Regions from separate parts of the Mus musculus genome. Here regions 2, 3, 4, 5 and 6 are each linked to region 1. A link is a loop called in an ENCODE intact Hi-C map of the cell type or tissue named here. Cell type or tissue: heart. All regions are shown on one strand.

Region 1 (4,000 bases):
AGGTGCGCTTCTCTAAACTAGCTTGCTGAAACCACGTCTGTCCTTCCTTTGCACCTGCTTCCCTTTCTCTTTCATTCAAATAGTTTATCTTAAAAGTGCTTTGCTCATAGGATTGCTAAGTGATGCAATAGATCTTCAGTGCTTCCTATAGACTCTCGGCATAACGAGTGCTCATTTTCAGTGACCGGCATTGCTACTGTTGAAACTTAACCATCCACCCCAGCCTCTTGCTGGCCATTTTAGATTTCACTGCAAATTGGGACCCCGAGGCACCTTTCCAGGTATTTACGTAGAAGCTGTTTCTGTCTTGGAACTTTTCCGTAGCATTTCTTCTCTGACCCACAGCTATCAGGCAAATTTAGACCCATTTACTATTTTTATGCGGAATAAAACTCAGGAATAGTTGCACTGAAGGTGATACAAGCTTAGTGCCAACAGAAAATGAGGTGCAGGCCCGGTAGATAGGTTTCCTGAGGCCAGGGAGAACCTCCTATGCCATTGTTCTGTAGTAATTAACAAAGCAAGACTTTGTTGTTGTTACTCAATGAAGGATCTATACAAAGTAGACCAGCTTGTTTAAATAGTTACACAAGCTGAAAGTACCATTGATTGGTAACACATGAATATGAAGAAATCAGGAGCTAGCCTCGGTGATGGGCAAAGAACTGTCCTGAGCATATAGACAGTGGTTTTGTATGGTGCAGACACAGCGGTTTAGTGGCAGTGGTTTGCAATCAGACACAGATAAAAAGTCTGACTCTCATGGAATGGAGAGGAATCTGAAATTCAAGGGCCACTTGTAAAGAAAGATTGTAGGGAGAGAGGCGGAGAGGAAAACAGGGCTGCCGAGTCTTCCTGGAATGACTCTGCAGGGATTAGATTGGTAGAAAGTTGTCTTTGGAGGAAAAGAAGACCTGCAATTGCTACACCTTGAGAACATGCCCGTTGCATTCCACATACTACCCAGGTCTAGGTAGCCTTTTATACACAAATGCAGAGAAAGGCTCCTGTGTGTCACCCAGGCTCTTGCATTGTTAACCACAGTCAAATGACATAGGAAGTCATCTCTTCACCTATTCACGAAAAGTTCTCTGAATTTGATCAGCTAGGATGATCATCTGTATTTTTTTCTAAAATAGTTTACTTCTACATTTCGAGAGTGCCCAAATAGGTTATATGCTTATTTTGGGATTTGACAGAACCTGTGGACGCCAAGGTCATCACTCTCCAGTGTGTGGTCTGTACTAAACCAGCAGTAGCCACTCAGCACCTTCCACAGAGGGGTATTCTGGGAAGCAGTTGTTGGTTGTCATTTTGTTGCAAAGTAAAAATATCTAAGTGGCTTAAGGGCTTTGGCCAGTGTTAGAAAAACATCACCCCTATTTGCCAGCGTGAGGTGTCAGTGTGAGATGCCAATGTACAAACCAGAGACCTGTTAATTCAAAGAAACAAACATTTCCCTTGTTTCCAGTGATGACTTTTGGGGGGAGAATCTTACTGCTGTATATACCTTTAAATAAGAAGTCACAATTGATTTATGATGATTTTTTTTTTTAAAAAACAACAAAACCTGTCTCCTCTTTTCTCCCTACAAAGGGACAAGGTTTTCCCTCTTGGGTGAATACTGCATGCATCGCTTGCCATAGAAAGGGTGCCGTCTTGGCAAGCCTCTTATTAGTCTAAAAATAAATTATTCACAATGCAGGTTCAGATACAGATTGCAAGGAGAGATAATAGAATTGGTTTTCCAAGCCTGATCATGCTCGGAAGACATGGTATGTGCTTTTCAGGAATCCACTTCAACGGAATCAGCTTTGACGAGTACACACAAGAAATAATATTGCTGCCATCCAGCTTGTGTCTGCGGTACAGCATCCTCCGCTTGTCTTCAAGGACCCACAGTGCCTCTTCATCAGTGTGCAAAAGTCCATATTGCTCAAGCATTTCTTCTGAGATGCTGCCCTCCCATTGTTCTTTTAAGGAAATTTCTTCCTGGCAGCGTGAGAGGGGCACTGCCTCCTACCCCCCTTCTGCCTCGGCAGAACAGTTGACCACAGCAGCAGCCGACTCCGGCTCGTCATGTGCTTCCTCATGTGATGTAGGTCTGCGGCACTGTGGAGCAATCGCATTTGAGACTCGGCACTCGTGGACAGACGGGCGTTCAGGGACTGGGGAGTTTTTGGAGGGGGGTGGGGAGGCCAATAAACCAAGAAAACGTCAGAAATAAAAGTCGCATCAAGTATGCTGATCTCTGTATTTCCTATTTTTGTTTTGAAATTTGATTTTAACTATTGTTTTTTTTTTTTCTGGTTGTGTCTGTATTTTTTCCACCCCCACAGGCGCCGAGCTGCGCTGTTTTCTTTCTTTCTTTTTGATTTTTTTCTTTTTCTTTTTCTTTTCTCGAAACTCTGAAGCCAGACTGTCTTCTTCACCGCTCCCGGGCTGCACCACTGTGGGCACATCAAGCTTCGTCTGGCTCACCTGCATGGTTCCGGCTGATTCCTGCCTGAGATGGCCCATCGTACAACTAGGATCCCAGAATCTCCTGTCTGCACTCTGCGGAAGAAGGACCTATTTCAGTCTCTGGCCAGGGTCTCTCACAGCCGATGGGGTCTTGGAAGACAGGGTGAAGTTGCAGAAGACTGGGGTGGGATGCGAAGGCATGCGAAGGACTTGGAAAGGGAATTTAGGAATACTATACATCAGTGCCCACCGATGATATGCATACAGGGCGAGGGCAGCCACCGCCCCTGCCTCACGCACCTAACCCCGGCTGCTCGCTGGGATTGTCTGAGGGGGACAACCCAGGTCTGGATGTGGTGGCATTTTTTCAGAGAGTGGAACTGAAGATGGATGAAGCAGGTACTTGCTGTGTCTGCTTGGCAGGGCAGAGCTGGAGAAATGGAAGGGGAAAAGAAGAGATGCTGACTGTCGTAAGATTGTCTGCTGCCAGCTCCGCAGTCTTAATCTAAGGAAGGATGGCATAGTGGATCTGCCAGCACGTGCATGGAGGAACTGTAAATTGCAGTGTGGATGTCCCTGGTACTGTCAAGGAAGAAACTGATGGGCTGGGTGACTGTACAGTGTCCCCAGAGAAAAATAGCAGCCTTGCAGCATGGATTTAAGTGCATGTGCATGCGTGTAGAGACATGGAAGAGACTGTGTAACACATACACACACAGAGAGAGATATGAGAGAGAGAGAGAGAGAGAGAGAGAGAGAGAGAAAGAGAGAGACTCTTTGCTGGGTTGGGTTTGATTACAAGCCAGTGTTTTCAGCTCCTGCTCAAGACCTATTTCCTGGCTAGCCAGAAAGCTCGGCCAGAGCAGCTGCATATAGACTTTTCTTTTTAACGGCATAGCAAACCCCTTCAGTTTTAACTCCTTGAAGTTCTAAGTGCTCAGCGTTGGGCTAAGGCTCACTGTACGGTTTTGTTTTCTTCTCCTACAGAGCCCTGTAAACACAGCTGTATTCAGTATGGCAGAAAAATTCTGTCCCTTAAATAGAAATGCGATCAATTTAATCAAAATAAATGTATCCCAGATGACTCTGAGGCCAGCTGGATACCACAGGCTTCAGAAGCTAAGCATTCAGTGGAGATGGATACAGTGTTAGATTTACATGCTTTCAAATGCTAGGATCAGCTATGCTTAATAAAGGAAATTCTTTAAGGAAAAGGGAGGGTCCTCCTGGCACCCAGCTATAGATGGTGACCACAGGTGCTGCTGCTGATCCTGGCACTGGGGTTTGTGGCTGTCGAGCTTGCAGGGGTGTGTGGCATGAGGCAGGGCACGGCTGATGTCAGTGTGAAGAAAGCTTGCAGCCTGCTTGAGGCTGTAGGAAGGAGGAGGGTGGCCTCTCATTGCCTCTGTCGGGGCTTGGCTGGTACTAGAAGCTTGTAGATAGATAAGGGTGAGCTGGGTGAACTGAGCTCTGAGCCGGGAGCAAGCAGCTTTCCCAGTTGTCATGGGGGCTCCTCTGGGACGCCTGTCTGGCCTGT
Region 2 (4,000 bases), 1.2 Mb before region 1:
ATAGCAGAGTGCTAGAGAGGTTGAAGAACAGATCATTTGATGTGGCTACTCGAAGCCCATGGCTTACGTTTACAGAACAATTACAAAACTTGTCCTCAAACTGTAGAATACATAAAAAAACCCAAAAAACCTTGGATGCCTGTTACATATTTAAGAAATTGATTTTTTGTTTGTTCTTTAAATCACAGGTCCCTAGCTTTAAAGAAAAATAAGAAAACTAAGTAATCTGTCTGTCTTTCTGTCTGTCTATCTGAGAGTTACTCTATTATAACGCCAAGCACTGTTCTGTTTGGTAACATTCATAATGGCCATCTCATAGGCACCCTATCAGATATGTACTGTAATTTACATGCTTTGCAAATGAGAAGCTGAATCAAAAACAGGTTCAATAACCTCAAATACACACAGCCAAGCAGTGGTAGACCAGAGCCCAGGATCTTAATTATCCTTTCTCCCAGTGACTGCAGAGTTAGTAGATCATGGCACAAGGGTTCTTTTGACCCCCGACATCCACCAGGGCCAGCATCCTAGTTGCTTCTGTGGATGTCTTTAAGGCATTCCTTTGTATAGTGTTGTGATTTTTCAACACTGTCTTCACTTCATTTATTTTTCTATATTCTTTGAATCTGAAGCTATGTTCATGGCCAGGCCTTTGTTGGTGTCTGGGAGGCCATGGTGAGGAATCCATGTGGTAGGAGGATTGTAGGGGTGGAGGTTGCTAAAGGGAGGCAGGGAAAGCAAAGAAGCCCAGTTTCTGTAAGTGATGAGGAATAGTATTGGCAGGTCCAGATTCTGTGTTGAAGGGGTCTGGGGTTGGCGGACTTGGATGAAAGGTCATGCTTTAGTGTTATGTATAATTGTATCTAGACTGGATTGAAGGGTGCTGGGCTTGGAGTAGAGGTTAATTACTGAGGCTAGAGGGAGTTTCCAGGTACATAACTAAAGCCCCTATAAACTAGCTTTGGGTGTCCCCAAGTAGTTAAAGATTTGGAATGACATACTAGGAAACAAAATTATATAGAGGAAAGGTATTTTCATTTTAATTTTGTTCTAGAGTGAGCTGCTTTGTTTCTTGATGAAACAGAACAAGGAAGTAGAAAGCAAGATTTGAATTATTGGAGAGCAACCTCTTAGTTGATGGGAGAATGATTTCAGAGGTGATGGAACACTCTGATAAGCTTAGCCAAGCTAGGGTCCAGGAACATGACCTATCTTGGTATGACAGGGAAAAGAGCTGAAGTGGCGGCAGAGATGGGGGTGGGGTGGGTGGTGGTTCGTGTAAAATATACCCTGAGAAATTGGGATGACAGTCTAAGACTTTGAAAATCAATGCTCCCTAGCTCTCTCAGTAAGTGGGAGATTCATGGAGAACCTTTCTGACCTCTTAATACTCTCTCTCTCTCTCTCTCTCTCTCTCTCTCTCTCTCTCTCTCTCTCTCTCTCTCGTGTGTGTGTGTGAGAGAGAGAGAGAGAGAGCGACACACACATTTGATTTAATAAAATTAAGTTCAAAAATTTCAGGAAAACTTTGAACCTGACCTAGTGTTTGACTTCCACATCTCAGTTTCACTGTTCCTAGGCAGTGGGGAGGGGTTAGGATCACCGAGTCCAGGAGAGGGCAGCAGCGCCGCATCAGCCTTTGAGTGTTGGCCACTCTTTCTCTGTGTACTTGGCTATTCAAAATTAAGCAAGTGATTTGGTATTTTGGTCGCCATTGCCTTAAGTGATGAAAAAGGGGAGGGGTCTCTAGAGATATTTAATAATCTTACAATTTATTAAACTCTTAGTCTCCCCGGAATGGCAGGGCTAGAGAACACAAAGGCAGCAACATGCCTTGTGAGAAAGGGTTCTGTTGCAAACGTTTAGGCCTAATTTTGTTCCAACTTTGCTTGTAATAAGACATTCAGAAAAGGCTCACCAGCTAAATAGCTTATAAAATACAAACTGTGGGAATAGAGGCCTAATTGGGCTTGTTGAAAGAATTTTTAACATATAAACATTAATTTTTTTATTGAGCATTGACCAAATTGAAAAAAGGCTAAACTTACTTGTTAAAATAATCTGACATCTTCACTGCAGATCCAAAATTTCTGAAAATGTAAATAAATTAAATGTAGGCTGTGTTCTACCATCTGTAATGAATTAGCATTCCGTTTTACCAGCTGCTGCTGCGGCTTGGGGCCGACTCGGGATCAGAACACACCGGTGGGCTGCTGCTAAATTTAAGAACCTGGGGTTTAAAACTGGCAGAGCTAGACTGGCGATTGGAAAAGTCTCTGCCATTATGAGTAGCAGATCTTTCCACTTGGGACAGGAAATATGTGTCTACTTTTTGTACAGATGTTGTCAGACAAATGAGGAGGCCAAGTCTCTGTTTCTTACTACCAACATGGCAGGCAGATGGCTCTGGGGGCCACTGCTACCTGAGGGTAGAGTTGCCCTGGAAGGGAAAAGCAAACAGAAAGCTGTAGCAGTCGTTTCTTAGACTAAAAAAAAATGTTTTATGTGTGTGCCCATGTACGGCATGTGTGCCTGTTGTCCTCCAAGGTCACAAGAAGTCATTGGATCCCCTGAAACTGCAGTCATGGTTGTGGGAATGGAACCTCAGTCTTCTGCAACTGCACTTAGCACCTAACTGCTGAGTTGTCCAGCCCAGACTTTTGTTTTTGTAATATATACATATTTATTTAACGTGTGTGGTGTACGTGGGTGTGTATGGGGTTTGTGAGTGTGTGGATTCTATGTGATTTGTGGGGTTTGAGGGTTGTGGACATATATGGTGGGTAGGGACAGGGTAGGGTGTGTATGCTTGTGAGGGTGTGAGGTGTTGGGGGCTTTGGGGGAGGATGTGGGGTGTGTGCTGGCACAGGCACACTCATGTGGAGGTCAGAGGGCATCTTGTCTTTCTCCCATGATATGGTCCTAGAAATGGAACTTGGGCTGTAAGGTCAGGCAGTATTCCCCCATATCCATTGAGCTGTCTTGAAGGCCTGTAATAGAAACAATCTCTTATATAAAAAAATGGTCTAGCAAAAAATGGAAATGTTTATAGATTGGTGAGAGATCTCATGCTTCTAATTAAGCTTAGTGATATTGTTTCATTTTCTAGTTTTTATTTTTAGCATGTAGGAAATAGGTCTCTAAAAAGAAGAAAAGTCCATTTGTGCGTCTCACTGGGGAGCTAAGGCCAATGCGAAGCAGTCTTCCTGCCTTGACATTCTGGGTGCTGGCATTACAGGTGTGTGCCACATATACCCGGCTAAGTCTGTACATTTTACAGTCAGGTAGGTCTGCTTTGAATTTGAATTATGTTGCTTCCTGGATTCATGCTCTTGTAAAATCCCTTCCATTTTCTGAGCTTCAGTTTCCTCATCTGTGTAGAATGTCAGTAATAACATTTTCCCTTTGAAGTTGTTCCATCAGCTGGAACTGTCCCTGGAGGCTGAAAGTGCATTACAGGAAAAGAGTGGGTGTGGCCTGTGAGTGACACACCTCTGTCATTGTGCTGCTCTAGGGGATGGAGCAGAACTTCACAGTGATATATGATATCTGATGCTTCAAACACTGGATATGAGGGTTTAGTATTGTGCACATCACCCTGGACATGTCTGGTCTCATGTTTGTGGAAATGTGCCTGAATTGTAGTATTCCTGCCTTTAGTTTGCTTTTGCTGTTTCTTTGTTGGCCTAGATTTAATGAAAGCACAAAATCTGACTGGAAGTTATTTTCTAGTGTCAGAATTCATACATGGTAATATCTGAAATGCCCATGTTACTGTGGTCTCATAAGCAGTATTTGTTCCCATTCTAAAAGTTTCACTGGGACCCGTGTGATAGCTAATTTCAGTAGTCAGCTTGACACACCTGAGAAGATAGAACCTCAGTTGAGGGATTGCTACCATCAATTGGCCCATGGATATGTTTGTGGGGTCTTTTTCTTATAGCGAATTTATGTAAGAGGACTGAGCTCATGTGAATGATGTCAAGCCCATTGTTGGTGG
Region 3 (4,000 bases), 1.2 Mb before region 1:
TTGAAAACGGGTACCTCTGAGGCGCTTGGTAAGTCCCGTCCATCTTCAGGGGGTAGTTGTGCCTGTTTCTGATTTTAGGCAATTGCATTTGTGGTGTGCTTGTATTTTGCTTCAGTTTGTGAGAACTAAGGGTCCCTAGAAAGAACAAAAATAAACCCACTTTTGTTCTGAGTTTATTTGCAAACCAGGTCAGAGGCCCTTGATTAGCTCTCAGTTGGAGGATAATTTGAACCTTGACAGATTGAACCCAAACAGCAGGGGTTTTCTAGTGTGGCCAGTAGATAGCAAAAGAGAAGAAGAGCCAGTTCCAGTCCCCAGGCCATACAACAGGACTGAAGAGATGTGCTGCGGTTAATGGGTGGTTGCTTCAAATATTTACGGAAGGTCCAAGGAAGAAAGAAAAGCTAGCATCGTAGGCAGCTGTTTGTAAGGGAAACCTATTAAAAATAAACATGCTGGATAAGGCTCCAGGGCTAATAGAGCTGTCAGATACCGAATACCCTCCAAGGACCGTTGCACAGGACAGACCTCATAAGGACCCACTTGGACATGGGAGTTGCCTTGCTCTTTGTTTTATTCAACAAATTGTTTTCTTTCATGTTTGAATTTGTTTTACTTTTTCAACTGTCCATACAGATATTTAATATTTTCTAGACTATGAAGTTTAGATACTAGGGTCAGCTCACTTACATTGTATCTATTAGGATAAAGTTGGGTAGATGGCTTGCATCTAGCCTCATACCATCTGGGCTTGTAAAGAAATGCATATTATATGGTGGTTTGTATATGACAGTAACAGCATTTCGCTGTGATGACAACATTGCTGAGAAGTTCTGTACTGACACGAAAGTGGAGCCTGAGGCAGTGAGGGTTTGGGGTCCAGGCTGAGTACTGGTGCAGGTAATCTTGTCTGAGGATGCTTTTCAGAGTCCGTAGCAGAGCATCTACCTCTTTAATGTACTACACCACTTTAGAACTTAGCTGAAATAACAACAAATTGTACTGGTACTATGTGTATGGTTGACATTCATGTATCAGTATTCTCATTTTAACCATTTCTTAATTCTTTGGGGGGAAAAAAAGAGCAATTTTAATTTCCCAAGGCTTGAATTTACATCTGAGTATCTTTGCGCAGAGGCTTATGGGGAGGATCAAGTCATAGGGATCTTGTTATTGGATCGACTGCCTGCTTTCAGGTCAGTTTCCCAACTAATGCATGGGTGTGGCCATCCTCATTCCACTTTTCTAGAGAAGAGACCCTGGCACAGACTGAGAGAGAAGCCATAATCTCAGAATCTGACTTTATAATCTGAGCCTGCCCTGTCCTCTCTGCTCATGTTCTGTCCATAGTAGCAAAGCCACTCAGGATGCTCCTGGGGTGTTTGCAGGCACATTTTCTCCATCCCTATCTAAACTCCTATGGGCAGAAGCTCTGTAATTACCTGTCAGCTGGAATAGTGTTTAATCACCCTGAATTCACGGAGATTCACTAACGTAAGAGGAGAACATGCCTGGAGAGCAGGCAGTGATGCTTATAGGCACCCCCTTGAATAACCCAGGAAGAAAACTAGCCAGTCTCTTTAATTTTCAGCCAAGTCTTGCTTATGTGTAGTAAACAAGGCTGTTTTGATTTTGCCACTTATTACTGCAATGAGGGGATTGTATTCTGACCTGCACATGCAAGCTGGTCAATGCCGGCACCGCTGATAGTTTTAAGTGAGGAGTCCCCTTCCTCCTGGGTGGAAATGGGTCTCAGCATCTCCCACAGCAGTGACTGCAATGGTGGTGAAATCTGCAAGTCTCTCTTCCTTATTTATTGGATCTGGCCTCCACTGATAACACTACATTTTTGCCCCACTCTGCAGTTATATTAGACCCTTAAACTTAGACTCTTTGTACTTCATCATTGTAATTTACACACTGGGCTGGGACATTCCCTTCAAGACAGTTTGTCTTGTGCCTCCAGCTGCTCCCCAATAGCCATTGTGCTGAATAAGCACTTAGTTCAGTATGTCCTTGATACAATTAATGCAGGCATCTGCAGAAGCGGCCTCGGCAGCAGCAGCTGCACTGCCTTATGGAAGCCAACTTCTGCTTAGCATTGTGATAAAAGAAATAGTTTGGAGCTGAAGCTAATGTTGGCTTATTTTTAGCATAAAGAGAGTTGCACCTGCCAGGGCTGGGAGAGGCCTGAGGTTTGTTGATTACAAGGTCTTGTTAGTGCCATTGTTATTGGTAAAATGGGCATGATGTCATCCTCAGGAAACCGAATTGGCACCCCGTCGAGTGACAAATAATTTACTCTCTGTGGTTTTAGCAGCATGGGCCTTGTGTTCTGAGGAGTGGAGTGCCGGAGTTTTCACAGTTGAGTGCTGGGGCACTGCAGAGGTGTGCGACAGTGAGAGGAATTGATACTCGCTGGTAATCAGCATGCATAGCAATGGCCAAGGTGTAATGAAACATAAGTGCACAGTTAGGGTACCAGGTGGGGCCCTGGGGCTTCGCATGCACTGAGACCACAGCGAGCAGCCCAGCAGCACCATGTGGCAGATCCTCGATTTCTCATTAATCCTTCTGTCCCCTAAGTCAGGGCCCCATTGACTTTAAACAGCACTTCATCTGTTCAGTGTCTCCTCTCAGCAGTGGATGGAGGTGATGTCATTCATGATCGCGGCTGTCTGCAATTTATTAAAATAAATCATCACTCTGATTTTGTTTGGGAGTGATGCTCGCCATCCTTAGTGGCAGTCACGTGACTAGTCAGTCTAAACTGCTTACCATTGCAATAGTTATTTTAACAAAGCAGAGCAGCTGCTTATTTAAATCAGCCAAATGATCTTTGGCCTTTGAAACAACTTACAAATTAAAGTATGATATACATGTAAAAGAGTTAATAGCTACTAAAATGTATTTTCTTTGCTTATTTAAAAACTGTATTGTATTTATAGAAGCTGATGCGGCTTTTGCTTTATGCATCACCAAGATTCTCTTTCTGGCATGTTTCAGAATGAGAGACCAGTGAAGGAAGTGTGCCACGAATGCCACTGGGCTGCATACTAAAGAATGGCTGAAATACTAAAAGAGACAGAGTGCCCGAGGTCTGTGGCGTGAGGAAGTATGTTTAGAGCTTGCTGAAGGACTTAACTAGTGTTAGGGCAGCACAGGGAAGGCCCGCAGAGAGCTCCCATCTGGCTGCTTTGGTTGTGATTGGAAGGCACTGCATCTGCCCTGTAGAACACAAACAGTGTTAGTAAAGACTTTCCTCATCACTGAGTTTTCTAGGCTACATACAGCATGACGACGTGCGGTATCTCAGGATACTCTAGGTTGGACTCTAGAGCCGTGACTGTATCTTAATACCATCGGCTTAGTGACTTTACCCACAGAAGTAACCCTCCTGGATTTTGTCGTGTGATACTCTGAATGCTCTGAAAATGGAAAGTGGCCTATATGAATGCCCAGCGATGTGGTGCTGAGGATGGGAGAGCTTTTCTGTTGGTGTCATAGCTGCTGTCTCTTTTCCCACTGGACTCCCACCTCTTGTCCAGACACATTTAAAATGCCCAACTGAATTTCCCACGTTTGTTTTGAATATGCCTACTAGGAGGTAAATTCACGTTGGTCTGCTCTTTTGTTTCTCTTTATTCATGTAGGCCTGGGAAGTGCTTGAGATCCTCATTGTTGCAGTAGGAGTAAATAATGTGGTGGTGGACAAAAACCACACCAGCAGCTCTTTCTCTATCTCCTGAAGTTTGTTCATTTGTGTTGAGATCCCAGTAGAAATATCCCAGGAGAATATTTCTATTCATCAGCAAGCATTTGCAAGATCCCATTGCTAGTCAAGCAGGCTGTGAGGTCTGCTTGCACATATGGTTCTAAGCAAGTACCTATTCAACAAGCAGCAGTCTTCTCATCTGAACCTTGGAGTCGCAATTCTGGATGCTGTGGTGTTCCTATGGAGCAGGTGAGTGCTGTGCCTCATGCTTACCAACCAGTTCTG
Region 4 (4,000 bases), 82 kb before region 1:
GAGCTTGGATAATAACACTCAGTCCTGTCTGCTGGAATAAATAAAGAACAGCTGGTCTCTTCTACAAATACCGTTGGCATGAATTTTTTATTTAAGTCTCTCAGTGTATCTAGTAAACAGCCATATCTAACATGAAGCAAAGGCTCCCAAGTCTCCTTCCAATAAATTCCCTTCACTCCTCTCCATTGATGAGTTCAGGGTGTAGGGCAGGGTTAATGACCAGAGAAGGAATGTTGGGAAAAGTAGTTGGGAGCTAGAGAAAGTAGGCTCTTCTTCTGCCTCCTCTCCCATTTAAACCTCAGCTTCTCTCTAAAAGATAACACATTTTTTTTCAGACTATTTCTTGGGAAAAGGAGACTCAGAAAGGCACCTTTTGGCCATTCTCCATGTACTAGGTAGAGAGAGATTTATTCATATTAACATGATTCTCTGGACCCAGACTGCTTACTGGGAGAAAATTTCTATTCACTGTAATGGGTAGACAGTGGCAGGAAAGTCTCTTAGTCCCTTTTGAACGGCAAGTAATGACATTTGTCTTCATGTCCTAACAAGCTTAGTAGAGACTGAACACCCTTCATTTTGTTGTAGAAAACAAGAGATGTGTCCAAAGAACATAGCTAATGTTATTCTCCTCCTCCTCCTCCTTCTTTTTCTTCTTTTTGAGATAGGGCCTTGCTATATACTTAGGCTAGCTGGCAATTCAATCCTCCTGCTTCAGCACCTGCTCCCCATCACCCCAAGTCCTTTGGAACTGTAGCTCTGTATCACTAACCTTGGCAGTTAACATTCTTTTAAATAGCAGAATGAGATGTTCTGTACCTGCTCAGTTAACTCGGAGTGTTAAGTAATAAAGACAATCACTGAGCAGGCTGTAAGCCTGTATAGCAGACGTAGGTTCATAGTGTGTGTGTGTGTGTGTGTAAGTGTAAGACAGGATCTTAATGTCTAATCTCAGCTGTCAACGTGTGATTTAGACCCACTGTGGAAATCAATTCATGTCTACAAGGCTCCTTCGTAAAAAGTTGAACAGAGCTTAGAAGACCCACCCGAATGTGGCTGCAACATCCCATGGGTTGAGGAAACAGGAGAAAATGAGCTGAGCATGCCATGGTGGGTGCCATGTGACCAGTTGCCTCAAGCTTCTACCACCATGCCATCCCTGCCACCACGGACTGTATGCTCAAACTATGAATGTAGATAAACCCTTCTTTCTATACAGGGATGGTTTCGTATGTTTTGTCATGGCAATGAGTAAATTGATTAGCACAGGGCCCATAGCTAGGAGTGACGGCTCACATTCATAATTCAAGCCATTGTACATCCCTGGGGCCACTGAGGATGTGCACAGACGTATTGAGAGCCCTCATCGGAGATGCTTAATGGCGTTTTTCCATGGAGGGCAACATGGCTGTGAGTGGCCTCAGATGGTGAGGTCCTAGCTAGCCCTTCTCAGCTGACACTGTTAGTGTTCCCCTTCCTTACTCCTCCCTTTCACACTACATCAGTGGGAACACATGGTGGGTGGCCAGATTGGTGAACAGTGTGCTGTGGAAAGACCTCCTGTCTTTGAGTCCAAGAAGCGGGAAGTGAGCTCAGTTATTCTGTCCCAAGGTTCACGTAACCATTATCCAGCCTGTTCTAAGAGTGACCATTTCTATCTCTGGAGAGATGTAGTCTGGGAGGCCTGGAGCCCCGTGAGATGAAGCAGAGATGTGTCCATTTATGATGGTGGACATAGTAGGGAGTCTGTACACAGATCGAGAATGAAATGATTAAGGGTACGGTATATTCACATAGTGCACACACATGTGAAGTTTGTCCCAAATAACCATCTGATAGACTTTAATACCAAACTACTGATTGAGTGCCAACAAGAGTATCTTGAGAGCACACAATGCTTAATTTATATTTAGGGAATTTCCGTTGCTTGTCACAGGGCTTGTAAAATTTAAACAGAAAAGAAGAGCAGGCTCTGAGAAGGTGGGTGGGGAGTGTAGAGACCTGGGCTGTGGCTGCCAGTATTCCTTTAATGTAAAGCCACCTGAAGCCTTTTTGTTTAATAGTAAAGTAATTCCCACATGGTTTCCGCTCTTTCAAAGTCAGGCCTCAAAAGCGCTGTCTGCTGTAGCCTTGGCCTCTGCTTGCCTCTTTGTCAGCTGATGCTTCCTGTCTGCTTGCTGATAGGAAGTGTAACCAAAACACACTGCTGCAGGGGAGTTCCCAGGCTGGGATGCCTCCTCCCAACCTAGAAGAGAGGGCTACCTCCCTCCCTCAGGGGCCACCTCCCTCCCCCAGGGGCACATGTTTCTCTGGGAGAGACTGTCCCAGTGCAGAGCCCACTCTGAAAGTGATCACATGCTTTCTTTACTGTGAGCACATTCTAGGCGCTTCCCAGCTTAGTTAGTTTTCCCCCCATCTAAAGCCTCAATTGCAGTAAACTTTATCCCTCTGAGGAAAATACTTTTTTTGTTGTTTTTGTTTTTTGTTTTTGTTTTCCTTTGAAAGTTTGAGAAGTGCTCAAAGATCCTTAGAAGGGCAAATGCTTAGTAAATAGTAAAACTTGTGTGGATTTCTCTGATCATTTGTACTTTCCTTACACAAATTCTACCTGTGACCCCGTCTGTCCCTCACCCTTTAGAGTTTATTCTTCCCTGTGTTGATGGAGTTCACGATAAACCCAGGAAATCAGTTAACAAATATAGTCCGACTGTGCACTGCTTGCTTTCCCTCCAGAATGGTGTGCCATGAGTTTGTATTAAGTGTTTGTGCCATGTCCTACTGTTAATGTCGTTAAAATACCGTGAGGTGATGAAGTCACCTAGGTGGTCAGAGGACTAGGATCTTGGCTCTCCTCCATTGCTTGTCTAAGTTTTAGAGCTATTTGTCCATTTTCAAAATGAGATCGGTGGTGCTCATCTTTCTATTTGAGTTTTAGTTTTTTGTTTTGTTTTTTAAATATTTTTCTTCCCACTCAAGTCACTTAAATCTTGGGAAGTCTTTCAGAGGTACAATAGGGCATACACAGAGAAGATCATTTTGCCCTGACCAGTAAAGATGCTTTCGAAGCACTGCAGTCAGTCACTGGCTTTTAGAGTGGACCAGATGAGTTTGAGAGCTGTGAACTTTGTAGCACTCCCACAAGGTCCCTTGGTACTGTCATTAAGTAGCCTAGTTTCCTCGTAATGTCAAATGAGAAAGAACATGTTGAGAACAGAGCCAACCTCAAGAAGAACCTGTGGCCAAAGGGTTTTCATGAGCCTCAGAAATCACTTATGGGAAACCCTATCAGGAGGAAATTATCTTATCTGCTTGAAAATTAAATGACAGATTTTGTCTCTTATATAATCTGTCCCCAAGAGGTGTTTCCTGTGTATTTCTAGAAGTTCCTTGTCTAAGATGCTAATTCAGAGCCTAGGACTTTTCTTGATTTTTAATTGTCAGTTACTTACACCATGGCTTTGAGTCAAATGGAAACAGAAGAACCAGCCATGATCCCAGCACTAACCTATAGAAATGTCTATGTGGTTTCAAATCTGCAACACCAAATTTGAATGCTCATATCACTTGTTGAAGTTATAATTGTCGTGGGTGTGAGTGAGCGAGTGCATGTCCTGGGTGTGTATGTATGGGTAGGTGGATGGGTGGAACATTTGTGCATGAATGCACGTGGAGTTCACAGCACAGCTTTGTGAAACTAGTTCTCTCCTTTGACCATTCTGTGGGTTTCGGTTCCAGGGGATCGAACTCAGGTCATGAAGCTTTTTGTCAGGATATCTTAATCACAACACCGGGAATGAAATGAAATAATGTTCTGTGTCATTTATGAGTGAAAGATAGCTGTTCCTCCTTTGAGGTTGTCCTGTTTAATTACTACTGTGCTTCTCTTGATAACTCATGGACATGCTATACATAGCATTGCAAAAGGCACTGTTTCCTCCTTCTCTTCTCCCTCTCTTGATTTTTTCCCCAACTTTTGATAATTCAAGACTATATGGATATA
Region 5 (4,000 bases), 510 kb before region 1:
ATATATCTGCCTTTATTTAAAGGTTTTGCTCATCATTTTTTTTAATATAATAATCTTGAGAGTTAAAAAAAATTACTACATGGGAGCTAAAGATGTAGCTCAGTTGGAGAGCGCTTACACAGAGCCCTGGGTTATAGATCCACGCTACTGCATATGGTAAGGCGTGTCTGTAATCCATAGCACTCAGGAGGGGAAGGCAGGAGGACTAGGAAATCATGATCATCCTGAGCTACGTATGAAGGCAGGCTGGGATGTGTGAGGTCCTGTCTCAAGACAAAATAAAATTGCAAGAGGTTAGTGGTATGTGCCTACAATTCCAGTACGTGGGAGGCTGAGGCAGAAGTATTGCAAGCTAGAAGCCAAGCTAGAGCTACATAAGGAAGCTGCCACCACCCCCACCCCCCAAATTCCATGGGGATGTGGTTATAGCTCAGTGACAGCTTAGCCTGTCTTTAGACTCATGAGTTTAATTCTCCACAGAGCTGGACAGGCCGATTTGCCTACCAGTACACCCAGCACTCAGGAGCCTAAAGCAGGAAGTTTGCCCTAAGTTTGAGGGCTGCATAGGAGTTCTGGGCCAGCCAAGGGTACCTATCAAGATCCTCCCTCAAAAAGTCAAACAAACACAGGCATACACAGACGCACATGCACCTAAGTAGCCTGCCAGGCAGAACAATTGTTTTTTTGTTGTTAGTGTATACAAGGTTTATCTGGGCTTCCAGTAGAGCATGGACATGCTCTGTCTCCACACCTGGAAATTCAGATTTACCACGCTGAGGTGAAATTCAGACCCCTGCATGGCCTTAGTTAAGCACACATGTTTCTAATGCAGGCAAAAACATGTCAGAAATTCATTATCAATGTGTTTGCAAGCCCTTGCTTCAGAGGAGGCTTGTGTTGTGGGTGATACCCACTCCCATTAGGGGCGGAGGAGATTCTGGGGAAATGGCAGATGCCTAGGTTTAGCCACCAAAAGACAGAATTAATGCAATTACTCTCTGTGCTAGTCCAGAGAGAAGGAGAGGGGTATGGGGAAAGCGGGAGTGGGAGGGAGGGAGGGAGAGAGAGAGAGAGAGAGAGAGAGAGAGAGAGAGAGAGGTGCTTCATTTCCAGTCGGCCGCAGAATTTACTTATAATTGTGCAGTGTTTAAAGCAGCACATTTGAACACTCGATGTTTTTACAGACGGCTCACAAATTCAAGGAGTTATTATTACAGATATATTCAGTGTTTTTACAGACATTTAATGTCCCTTGGAACATTACATTCCTTTACAAATCCCCCTTCTGTCAAATTCTCTAATTTAATAGGATTATCCCCTAATGGAATGCTTTAACAATATTTCTCAAGTTAAGGTCTGAGAACCATCTATTTATTATGCAATCCACAAACCATATGCCGACCTTTCGTGAAAATGTTATCTGAAGCTGTCCAGGATGTTCATGTAGAGCTTCAGGCTCGTGTGCACAGTTGCAGGATTATCTTCACCAAGATGGGAGCGACTCAATAGCAGAAGCTCGCTTTCAGAGTTCACGTCGGCGGGTTCTGGGCATTATATGGATTCACTACTTTACTTGACTCTAGCCAGATCATGTGCAAATGTATCCAAGGTCACGGAAGCCAGTGAGCAACAGGAGAATGTGACCTCCTTCATGAATACAAACCAGGGGCAGCATGGAAACATGGCGTTGTGCCCGGTGGTAACTGGCACTCAGTGAACTACTGAGAGCTTAAAGCGTCTCTTCAGATAACTTCCCAGCCAGGTTTGCCAGTGCTTTCCCTGGGGACAGAGGGTCAGGCAACCTTCCAGCTGAGTCCTCTAAGTTCTTGAGAAGGGATGTTGAAGACCACAAGCTTCATCATTCAGCAATGAGCCTCTTGCTGACATTAAGGCTCAGCTGGCAAAGTACTTGTCTACCACGCACAAAGCCTTAGGTTCAATCCCAGTGCCATGTAAAGTCTATGCAGGGCTGTGCACAGCTGTCGTCTCAGCATTCCAGTGGTAGAATCAAGAGTACCAAGTTCAAGATCACCCTTGGATACTCAGTGAGTTCAAGGCCAACTTGGATATAGGAAATAATGTCTCAAAATAAATAAACTAGCAAATTACTAATCAGAATAGATGAGGTGGCTCCATGCATATAAAGGGACTTGCTCCCAAGCCAAATGACTTGTGTTGGATCCTTGGAACCACGTGGCAGAGGAAGAGACGTGACACTCCAAAGTTGTCTTCTGATTTCTACATGTGGACTGTGGCATGTGTGTAGAACCTCCCCCCCCCCCTCAACCCCAGGCACAAGCATACTCACACAAATAAATAAATAAGATATGATAACTTAAAAAAAAAACACCAAAAAAAAAACCCCAAAAAACAACTACACAATCCATATGTGTCTCACAACCCCCACGTCTTTCTAAAGTCGCAAAATCTTCTTGGAAGTTGGTCATGCTTAGATCTATTCGTCCTCTATTCTGTGGATCACTTTTGTGGGTATAAAGGCCCCAGCATCCCTACCTAATGTTTGTGGAACTCAACTTTCGAAAGTGGTTTTGGCTGGCACAGGATGACTCTGATCCTCTTGCTTCAGCAGTGCACAATCATTGGTCCAGCTCAGCTCCATTTCATTGACACACTAGCAGGGAGAAAGGTTCACCTTGTGTTTGGGGTCCTCTTATCTATGTAAAAGATGACAGCTGGTTGGGCAGCTGGTTAGGCCAGTCCTGTGCACAAGGAGAGAAGGGGAAAGAACCGTGCGGATCCTTTAAAGTTAGGGAACAGAAAAGAATGTTGTCCTTGCTTTCTTGTCCCCTGATGTAGAGAGAGGTCTTCATCTTTGACCCCTCTCTATCAGCTTTGTTTCTCAGTAGTTGGATGTCTTTATCCCACCCACCACCTCCACCACCACCACCACCACCCCTACCACCACCCCCACCACCACCACACCCCCCCACCACACCCCCCCCTCCTTTTTTTTTTTTAATTGGCTTGTAGAGAGGAGGGAGGTGGAGGAGGAGTTGAGGGCTCAAAAAGAGAGTCCTGCAATTAGCAGGAAGGTGATGGTGCAGTTTTTACTTTATGTTTGTAAGTTGAGTAAAGTTAAGATGCAAATTGTGATTTTCCTCATACACATCACACACACACACACACACAGACACACAGACACACACACACACACACACACACACACACACCTCAGTCCCTCCCCCTCCTACTGTTCCTGTTCCTTCGGGTGTTTTGGCCCAGTTGGAAGCTGATATTTAAAAGACATTTGATCTGCCTAATGGAAGCGGAAGAAAACAGGGATGACATCAAGGGGATTTCTGAGAAAGAAATTCTGAAACACAAGGGACAAAAGAATGAGTCACCAAGGCAGTCATGAGAACCGGCCTGCTCAGGCCTCAAACAGCTTGTTGTTGTTGTTGTTTTGGTTTTGTTGTTGTTGTTCTTGTTTGTTAGGAGAGATTGACAGTGTCCTGTTCTGGAGCATTTGGGGGTGGGGTCAATGGGGAACCTCTGGCCAGTCTTTCCTCCTGAGAATGCACCTGGGGGTGGGAATGATATTCAGGGATAAGTTCTGAAATGCACCTTTGGAAATATAGGTGGTTGGTACTGGAGGAACTACAAAGGTAAAATCCTGTGACAGAGGCTAGTCTGTGTCCTTCTCACCCCTGTGACAGAAAGGGGCAAGTTCTTTTTCTCAGACTCTGGCCTTCCAGGAGTGTCTGAGTAGCCAAGAGATGACCTAGGGCAAGTCTGGGGTGTGTAAGCAGGGAGGGAGGCAGGGTGTGTGTGACTGGGCAATTTTCCTGCTGGACAATGGGGGAGAGGCCATTGATGAGCAGCCAATTCCTGTTTCCTTCCTGTTTTGTGGGCGGAGGGTATGGGATCAGGAGCAGCTGGGGTCAAGAGGGAAAGGCCACCAAGAGGCTGACCATAGCCTGACATCCTAAGCAAGGAGACAGGTTGAGAGGAACAATATCCACGGACTGGTCCAACTCTT
Region 6 (4,000 bases), 88 kb before region 1:
TTTTTTCTTACATTTATTCATTTGTGCATTTGTTTTATGTGAATGTGGGCATATACATACTTGGAGTACTTCTTTGGATTCCAGAGGGCAAGTTGTGGGTGTTGGTTTTCTCCTCCTACCGTGTGGGGTTCCAGGTATGGAACTCAGGTTGTCAGGCTCGGTCACAAGTACCTCAACCCACTGGTCAGTCTTTTCAGCTTTGCCCTGTTTTCCTGAATCCAGCACACCCTGTGTGTATGCATTTGTTTACATGTAGGTATTAGGAACCATTTGGGAGTCTATGTAAACCTGAAAGTTGCTATTGCAAGATTATTTAATGTTATTTTCTCTATATATTCCTAGCAATGTAATAGTAGCCATTTAGTAACGGTACTAAATACAGAAACGTGCCAACATGAGATTAATCTATTATCAGTATATTCTTTACGTGTTACCTAGGAATATTCATCAAGGTTTGAGAAAGAGCCTCTTTTTCTTCCTTCCTCCCCTCCTTTCCTCTTTGCTTTCTTCTTGTTTCTTGATATAACTTTTTAACAGACAGTGTCATTAGCTGTTGATTGATAAATTTAGCAGACTTTTGTCTACGTGTTGATGCTGGGTACTACCAAGGGCCCATCAAATGTGCTCTTCCTGTGCAAATTGTTGAATCAATTCACCATCAGTGTGGTTTTATCGCACAGGGCTAACAATATTGATAGGAAAACAATCTGGGCCCATGAGAAGGAAGGTTTAACAGCACCATTTTGTTTTATCTTTTCTCGGGAGTGTTTTATGCACTCTGCCTTGTCTCCCATTGTTAACTTTTCCTGTAGTGTTGGTAGTTGACAACTCCAGTTGTCTGGTCTGGAAACCTGAAAGCAAATATGGAAGCCATTGGGGTAGACCTGACACTGTTAATGAAAACTTTAAAGAATACTTAAAAGTTGATCCACAAGAGCTTTCAAAAGTTGACCTTGCCTTATTTTGTGGGCTTTGTGCTATGAAACTCAATCTCAGTTTAATGTTCAGCAGGTGTTCTAAGGAGAGTCCCTACAAGAACTGAAGACTACAGTATGATGAATACAGTGTCCACCCATCTGGGAGGGCGAGACTAGACATCAATAGGACTCTGGGGTTCTGATTGTTTCATGGTATGACAGGAAAGGTTCAGGCTGATGTAGGGATGGCTGTGCAGTAATGACATGTTTCTGATGTCCAGACTTTTTTTTTTTTTCTTAAATGATCTTGGAAATGAAACATCGTAATGCCTTCTCAACCTAATAGCCTCATGTGCTGCATGAGATTGAAAGTTTAAAATTCTAGTCTGACTCACCCATGTTTCCAAAATGAAGACATGTTTCATGAGTGCAGTTATAAAAATAGCAAAAATTCTTGAAAAGAAGCATTTGGTCTGGGTCAGCCTGAGTTTGCCAAATTCTCTCCCCCTCTCTCTATTTCCATCCTCCAGTGAATCCAGAGAGTGAGCCCGTCGTCCCCAACTCCTGCAGCCTGGCTGTGATTTCATGGGAAAATTAGTCTTCACTGTGGCCTTTTCCTGTCCTCCTCTCCTGTTAAGGCAGATATGGTGCCATTAAGTAATTGCCTTGGGACAATCTGAAATATAAACAGGGAGAAAAAGACTCTGTGCTGTTCCTGAGGCAGGAGTGGTAAAAACACTAATTCAAGCAACCACTTGCCCTTCAAATCTAAAAAAGAAAGCTTGGGAGTAGAGCGGGCTGTAGAACAATGTGTCTTCGGGCAGACTAATCTAATCACACACAGAAGCAGCCTGCTTTCTAGCTTGCTGGACCACCTCCACCCTATAGTCTCTCGTGGAACAATGGATAAAGTACAGTATTTAGAGCGATTTGTTGAATCTTACTGTCTGATTTTGGCAAGTGCCAAGGAAACACAGAATATATCTTGGATGTCTTGAGCCTTCCTGGGAGGAGGCTGGAGTTTCCCCAGAGAGGCCACTTCCCACGGTGGGAAACTGGCTCAGTAGATAGCTCTGTAGGAATGTATACTTTAGAGTGCACTTAGCATGCTTCAGGATTCTGCAGCCACCATAACAGGTCTTAGACAGTTCAGGATCTCCAGAGGTCCAGTTTCTAATTTCTCTTATGTCAGTGTCCGTCATTGCCTCCTGAAGGGCTGCAAATTTACAATCCACTTTTCCTGTTACATTGTGGTCCAAGTTCCCTAGCACTAAAATATCCAGTTTGTGTATCAGAAGAGAGCTTGTGTGTGTGTGTGTGTGTGTGTGTGTGTGTAGATGAGAGAGGGCTGTCCATGAACCCCCTATGTAACTGAGTATGACCTCAAATTGCTCATCTTTTTGCCTTCTCCATCTGAAGACTGTGAATACACATATGTCCCACCCTTCTCAATTCATTCGGTGCTGGGGGATTTAACCTGGACATCACTGCATGCTGGGTAATCACTGTACCAGCTGAGCTTCATCTCCAGACAGACTTCTGTCGTATTTGTAATTATCATGTGAGGTCATTAGTAAACCCACAACCCACTGAAATTTTCTCATGCCCCTTCCCCCCTCCCTTTATTTTGGTCCTTCAAAAATCACTTCCGAAAGCATTTAATCTTTCTGTAGTTCAGATCTGCCAATGCTTTTCTTCATAGTGTGCAATAATTGTAACAATAGTACATTTCGTTTTGAAATCTCCATGCATGTTTATCATGCTTTCAAACACCTCATACTTATGTTCCTTTTCTGTCCACCCTCTTCCTCCCGGTAACCCCTTTCCTTTCCCTCAGTGGCCCCCTTCTACTTTCAAGTCTGATTTTTAAGCTTAGATACGACACATGACGGCGGGGGGGGGGGGGGGGCGGACATGTAGTAGCTGTTTTTGTGAATTGGGCTTATTTCACCTAATATAAAAATCTCCAATCCCACTCGTTTTCCTACAAATAACAAATATTCATTCTAATTTTTCTGTATAAATAAAACTCAATTCTATATAGATACATTTTTATTATGTATTCATTTGTTGGCAGAATCTAGGCTGTTTAAATAACTTGGTTCTACGACTATAGTTTCAGAAAACATCCATGTGCACTGTATGTGTCTCTGTCTTGTGTCCATGTAGAGTCCTTGAGTTATATACCTAGAAGATGTATTACTGTGGCGCGTAATAATTCTGTTTTTACTTTAGTTTCTTTAAGGTCTTCCATACTGATTTCTATTGTAGTCAGACGAATTCCCATTCTCATCAACAGTATTTAAGGGTCTTCTCCAGTCACCTCCTATGTCCTTTCTATGTTTTCTTGATAGTGGCATCTATATTGAAAATAAAGATAAAACATTTAGAGAGTCATGTTATAACCCTGTACTTAAAAACATGGCTAAAATAACTATCATTATTGGGAGAGCAAAACAGGTCAATTCCTTTCAGCTTTATGCATCTGACATACAATAGTTTTTATTAAAACAGAGTCAAAAATCTTAGCAGGGTGTTACCTCACATCTTGTTGCATGGTTCTTTAATGTGAATCAAGTTCTACATCTGGCTTATGTAGTTAAGAAATTAGTTATCCATGATGTTGCATGGCTTTAATCCCAGCACTCAGTATGCAGAGGCAGGGTCAGGCAGGTCCTTGAGCTTAAGGACAATGTGGTCTACAAAGAATACTCTAGGACTGCCAGGGCGACACAGTGAAGTCCTACCTCGGAAAACAAAATGGAAGTTATTTAATCTGTTTTTGCCGTATCTATAGGATGTTGGTGGAAACATGAAGCTCAGAGGGATTTCTAGACTATGTTTGTACTGATTGGCAGGAGAGTGACAGTAGTCACAGTGTGCAGCTGTCTGGCACTCAGCAGGGTTTCCTTCCTATGAATGCTTTCGAGACTCATGGACCAACAGTAACTTGCTCCTGTTAGCTAAGATCTACATTTTATTTTGATTTTTCTACTTTCGTTAGTTTTCAGGATGTGTTCCTGAGTCTCGTGAGTAGCACATGGCAGTTGTTGTCACCTTGGGCTGAGCCGTGAAGATTCTCA

What was found. Hi-C counts contacts between places; a loop is a spot of excess contacts. Peaks named below come from ENCODE experiments on the same cell type or tissue, not always from the same donor. Only the 100,000 strongest peaks of a DNase experiment are listed, where the experiment ranks them.
Region 2: it touches region 1 in a loop (3-fold over the local background); 4 of 42 quality-filtered maps call a loop at or near these places.
Region 3: it touches region 1 in a loop (3-fold over the local background); 4 of 42 quality-filtered maps call a loop at or near these places.
Region 4: a loop joins it to region 1, with 2.6 times the contacts of the local background. A loop is called at or near these places in 6 of 42 quality-filtered maps.
Region 5: a loop joins it to region 1, with 3 times the contacts of the local background. A loop is called at or near these places in 6 of 42 quality-filtered maps.
Region 6: a loop joins it to region 1, with 2.6 times the contacts of the local background. A loop is called at or near these places in 6 of 42 quality-filtered maps.

Annotation. Positions count from the first base shown.
Region 1 is chr13:28,418,127-28,422,126 of GRCm38, reverse strand. It overlaps Gm40841 (a long non-coding RNA gene), which reads left to right and starts at 628. Exons shown (of 3, transcript XR_003950511.1): 1 at 628-3,042. In heart, a CTCF peak has its summit at 1,862; DNase peaks (open chromatin) are centred at 2,096 and 3,876; H3K4me3 peaks cover 374 bases; H3K27ac peaks cover 3,511 bases.
Region 2 is chr13:29,602,064-29,606,063 of GRCm38, reverse strand. All of the region lies in intron 9 of Cdkal1 (CDK5 regulatory subunit associated protein 1-like 1), which reads left to right. Among named protein-coding and RNA genes, the nearest start is that of Cdkal1, 250 kb to the left of the region's middle. In heart, a CTCF peak has its summit at 1,614 (motif pointing right); no DNase peak of the experiment used is centred here; H3K27ac peaks cover 1,151 bases.
Region 3 is chr13:29,608,739-29,612,738 of GRCm38, reverse strand. The region is part of intron 9 of Cdkal1 (CDK5 regulatory subunit associated protein 1-like 1); the gene reads left to right. Among named protein-coding and RNA genes, the nearest start is that of Cdkal1, 240 kb to the left of the region's middle. In heart, no CTCF peak of the experiment used is centred here; a DNase peak (open chromatin) is centred at 2,088; H3K27ac peaks cover 870 bases.
Region 4 is chr13:28,500,527-28,504,526 of GRCm38, reverse strand. All of the region lies in intron 7 of 2610307P16Rik (RIKEN cDNA 2610307P16 gene), which reads left to right. Among named protein-coding and RNA genes, the nearest start is that of Gm40841, 81 kb to the right of the region's middle. In heart, no CTCF peak of the experiment used is centred here; a DNase peak (open chromatin) is centred at 2,176; H3K27ac peaks cover 1,516 bases.
Region 5 is chr13:28,931,289-28,935,288 of GRCm38, reverse strand. No RefSeq gene overlaps it. Among named protein-coding and RNA genes, the nearest start is that of Gm46406, 12 kb to the left of the region's middle. In heart, no CTCF peak of the experiment used is centred here; DNase peaks (open chromatin) are centred at 1,698 and 3,828.
Region 6 is chr13:28,505,835-28,509,834 of GRCm38, reverse strand. The region is part of intron 7 of 2610307P16Rik (RIKEN cDNA 2610307P16 gene); the gene reads left to right. Among named protein-coding and RNA genes, the nearest start is that of Gm40841, 86 kb to the right of the region's middle. In heart, no CTCF peak of the experiment used is centred here; no DNase peak of the experiment used is centred here; H3K27ac peaks cover 807 bases.